Regions from separate parts of the Homo sapiens genome. Here region 2 is linked to region 1. The links are chromatin loops, found by intact Hi-C in ENCODE. Cell type or tissue: B cell. All regions are shown on one strand.

Region 1 (2,500 bases):
CCATGATGTGCTTGCTTGCAGGCATGATTGCATGCCTGCATCAGAACATCTCACGTACCTCATAAATGTATACACCTACTACGTACTCACAAAAATTTTTTAAATATGAGGGGTGAGGGAGCTTGAATGATTCTGTACCCTTTCTTTCCCTTGAACTCAGAGTTAACTTCCCCAAACCCACTTATCCATCTCATCCCCACCCTACTCCTCACTGCCCTGGAGGGGAGACATCTGAGCTCTGATAAAATTATTTAGGGAAGAACTTCAGTAAAGTCTTGTTGTTGTAGGAGTAACTTTTATGGTTTAGGATCTGCTCTGGGTCATAAGTCACCTATTTCAATGGTCTCCTTAGGGCCTTCTTGGATGTTCTCCTCTTCCGCATCCAGGTCAATACGCTCCTCTTTGCTGTTGCGCAGGCTCCAACACAGACGGTAGAGCTGCAGAGAAGGCAGAACAGGTCAACAGAAAGATCCAAATAGCATCTTGGGACAAGAAGTTGGGGGGGCAAAGAGATATGCATCAAGGAAGGGAAGGGAATGTGGCATCTCAGTACCAGGAAGAACATACACAACGATTCTCATCCATAACATTATCTCTAAAAACATTGGTAACTTAGATAAAAGTAATATACATGTATATACTAGCCTCTATGATATATGCATATTCAGAGCTAAAAGATTGCCTCATATGGAAATGTTTGTTGAATGAACTCTTTTACGTGTGTGTGTGATAAATAATTTGTTCCTTTTAGCACTGGCAGTAGGAAGCAACAAGACAACCATTTGTCCAGGTTAGGAGTGTAAGTTCAGATTTTTGCACTATGTCACATTATGTGGATAAGAAGCTAGAATCATGAGCCATAATAGAATATGGTAGAGCTGAAGGCACAGTTTCTATTGACATAGTCAAGAGCATGAACCAAATACTTGATCTAGAGCATGAACTCGGTCTAGGGCATCAACTAGAAATGTGTTTGGGTTGTAATACTTTCAAAGACTTGAGACATGAGGAAGCAGTTGATACAACACAAAGAAAGCCTGTGACAGGTCCAGCAAATAGATGTGATTCAGTTCTGCTGCCATAAAAGCAGTCTTTGTTTGACGTTAGGTTTGTCACAGCTCTTAAAAATTTGGCAATGAAGTTGAAGGTCTCTTAGGGATTCCATAGTCTGTGCATGCATGAGTAAAGTAAAGGATTAACAAAATCCTTCTGTTTTCTAGGAATAAATATGACCTTGGGTTAACTTTCTGGCTCTGTTCCCTTGGAAACCTGGAAATCTGTGTTGGGTTACCAGACTACTAATAAAAATGGCTCATAATTGGTCATCTTTATCTAAATTGGGAGAGCCATGAATGAATTCTAAACCAATGGGGGCATCTAGAGTTAAAGAAGAGTAATTGCAACTTTTGAAGTCTTGAATCAATTAGACTTTGATATTGTTAGAAATGTTTTACATCCTATGGTCAATTTTTGGTGGACTAATTTGGAAAAAAAAATCAAGAGGCAAACTATATTTTGGGTTTCCCTGAGTAGACTGATTTTTGTAACTAGGTATGTGCTTTGTTGGGACCTTTGAAAGCTTTGACCATGGGACTGTCAAAAGAAATACCAGTTTCTATTTGGAACATAGGCTTCTAAGCCAGGTAGCCCTGTACCACCCATGTGATCTTACGCACCTGAGCTGTCACTTGGGGAGCAGGTTTCAGAGAATAAGCCCTGGAATAAAGGGTGGACAACTGTGAGGACTCTGACTAAAGACATGGGCTTGATATCAGCCTGTTGGCACACCATGTTTCCTGGCATGTATCCTTCCACGTGAAACCAATGGCAAGTCATGTGAATGTGAATATAAGATGTATAATTTTGCTGAGGCTGACCAAGAATGTTGTGGCATGTCAACATCACTAATCATCAGAGAAATGCAAATCAAACTATAATGAGATATCATCTCACCCCATTTAAAATGGCTTTTATCAAAAAGGCAATAATGAATGCTGGTGAGGATGGGGAGAAAGGGGAATCCTCAAACACTGTTGGTGAGAATGTAAATTATCACAGCCACAATGAAGAACACTATGGAAGTTCCTCAAAGAACTAAAAATAGAGCCACCATATGATCCAGCAATTCTACTACTGGATATATATTCAAAAGAAAGTAAACCAGTATATCAAAGAGATACCTGTATTCCTATATTTACTGCAGCACTATTCACAGTAGCCAAGATATGGAATCAATCTAAGTGTCCACTGACAAATGAATGGATAAAGAAAATATTGTACAAATATACAGTAGAGTATTATTCCACCATAAAAAGAATGAGATCCTGTATTTGCAACAACATGGATGGAACTGGAGGCCATTATGTTAAGTAAAATAAGCCAGGCATAAAAAGACAAATTTCTCATGTTCTCACCATATATAGGAGCTAAAAGTTTTAAAAACCAAACTCATGGAGATAGAGAGTAGATTGATGGTTACCGAGGCCAGGAAGGGTAGCAG
Region 2 (2,500 bases), 340 kb before region 1:
AGACAGAGTCTCGCTCTGTCGCCCAGGCTGGAGTGCAGTGGCACGATCTCCGCTCACTGCAAGCTCCGCCTCCTGGGTTCAAGGGATTCTCCTGCCTCAGCCTCCCAAGTAGCTGGGACTACAGGTGCCCGCCACCATGCCCGGCTAATTTTTTGTATTTTTAGTAGAGACGGGGTTTCACTGTGTTGGCCGGGATGGTCTTGATCTCCTGAACTCGTGATCCGCGCACCTTGGCCTCCCAAAGTGTTGGGATTACAGGCATGAGCCACCGCGCCTGGCCAATCCTTTAATTAATTCTTAATCAAGAAACCTTTATTGAGCATCTACTGTGTGCTAGGCACTATCCAAGGCACTTTCACACACATTAAATATCCTTTGCAACTTAATAACAGTTTCTCAAATCCCTACTATGTGCCAAATATTGTGGTAGGTGCTTGGGATGCAGAGATAAAGAAAGCAACAGCACATCTCTCAAATTTCTTACCATAGGGTGGGCAAACAACCAACAAGAATTTACTTATTATGTACCTATTGCATGCTCAGCTGCCATGGACTAGGATCTGTTGGGAATAGGACAGAGGGATACACTTGTGTATTCAAAAGCTCAAACTCGGGCTTGTGAAACAATAACTAACTGAGTACTTGAATTTAGTATACAGTTACACGATCATTAGATTGAGCAGGAGAGGTTCAGAGAAATGGAAAATTTTGAAGAAATAGGGCCTGGAAGTGTCCTGGGAGATAATTTTTACAGGATGCAGAACTTGAACTAGATCTTAACATATAGGTAGGATTTGTATATGTAAGGAATGAAGGATAAGAAGAGGTATTTCCAGGACATACAATAGGAATAAGTTAAGAAAATAGAATATATTAAGATCCTTTCCAAAGCTATAAGGCTTCTAGTCTCAGAAGTCAGTGTCTGAAGAAGGGAAAGATGGAATTGTCTATGCACTCTCTTTCCAATAATGACCACACCTTCCCTGAACCGTTTACCTGTATTTTGGGGGAGATAAGGACAGGGATGAGGAGGAATAGAAAAGAAGGAAGACTCTTCTGGAAAAGAAGGGACAAAGACAGGGTCTGGTCACGTCCATCTCTCTAGTGCTCAGCTCGGTGCTTGACAGACATTATAGGTGCTTAATGAAAGTCGTAAGGAAATCAACACTCAGAAGCATCAAGCAGCTCATCCCAGGAGGTGGCGCAGCTGTCCAGGACTCAGAAGCCTTATAGTCCTTCTCCATCCTTACCTGACAGATGCTGAGTGCCAATGAGTGTGCATATTAGAGTCCCTGGCAAAGTGCACTGTCATCCTCAAGGACCCCAAACTTGATCATTCCCCTGTTTGAAACGAGGCACGGTCCTTTTGCCTCTGACAGGAGGCCAGTGAAGAATGAGTTATGTCACAGAAGCCAATAATTAAGTTTGCCTGAAATTGATTTATGGCTTAAAGATAATAGATGTTTCTGTGATTCTCTCTGTGCCACTGGAAGATAGAAAAGAATGCTGAGACCACAGCTGTCTAGCTGTGTAAACTGAGTTCAAATCCCGGCTATGCAACACCTGGCAACTCACTTAACCTCTCTAAGCTTTGGTTTTCCCATCTGTAATTAGGGGACCGTCATGCCTCCCTCTCAAGGCTGTAGTGAAGGTGAAATGGAGTTAAACTAACAACGGCTAACACTTACTCAATGCTTACTATAAGCTGGGCAAGTTTACATGGATTACTTCCATTTCTACTCACAATGTGATGAGGTGGACACAATTATCATCCCCATGCAAATGTTGCAGATGTGGAAACTGAGATCAAAGAATACAAGTAACTTGCCAAGGGATTCAACCCTCGGCCCCAGGCAGCCAAGCCTGTGCTGTACCCACTATGCCAAGCACATCAATGAGCACACAAGAGGCACATCAGTGCTGATACCTCTGCCCCTTCCTAAAAATATTAATGTGACTCAAGACTAATTTTCAAATTCCAAAAAGGTGGCAACAAAATAGATCTCTAAGTAGATCTCTGATATAATGTGCTCTCCAACTAGCCCAGGGGGAAAGTAAAAGCTCTAGCTCTGGGGCCGGGCGCGGTGGCTCACGCCTGTAATCCCAGCACTTTGGGAGGCCGAGGCGGGTGAATCACGAGGTCAGGAGATCGAGACCATCCTGGCTAACACGGTGAAACCCCGTCTCTACTAAAAATACAAAAAATTAGCCGGGCATAGTGGCGAGCGCCTGTAGTCCCAGCTACGCAGGAGGCTGAGGCAGGAGAATGGCATGAACCAGGGAGGCGGAGCTTGCAGTGAGCCGAGATCGCGCCACTGCACTCCAGCCTGGGTGACAGAGCGAGACTTCGTCTCAAAAAAAAAAAAAAAAAAAGCTCCAGCTCTAACCATTCCAGGTAGGGCATGCAACCGCTCCTAGAGGAGATGGCAAGCTGGCGGCACCCCCAGCAGTCAGGAAAGATACAGCAGCTCCAGCAGCAGGTTCCTCGGGTATAACAGCA

Evidence for each region. Peaks named below come from ENCODE experiments on the same cell type or tissue, not always from the same donor. Only the 100,000 strongest peaks of a DNase experiment are listed, where the experiment ranks them.
Region 2: a loop joins it to region 1, with 5 times the contacts of the local background. A loop is called at or near these places in 6 of 110 quality-filtered maps.

What each region holds. Positions count from the first base shown.
Region 1 is chr22:32,102,723-32,105,222 of GRCh38, reverse strand. SLC5A1 (solute carrier family 5 member 1) reads right to left here. Exons shown (of 15, transcript NM_000343.4): 14 at 332-437. Among named protein-coding and RNA genes, the nearest start is that of C22orf42, 55 kb to the left of the region's middle. In B cell, CTCF peaks have their summits at 1,173 and 1,372; a DNase peak (open chromatin) is centred at 1,362.
Region 2 is chr22:32,443,036-32,445,535 of GRCh38, reverse strand. The region is part of intron 7 of BPIFC (BPI fold containing family C); the gene reads left to right. Among named protein-coding and RNA genes, the nearest start is that of BPIFC, 20 kb to the left of the region's middle. In B cell, no CTCF peak of the experiment used is centred here; a DNase peak (open chromatin) is centred at 1,205; H3K27me3 peaks cover 868 bases.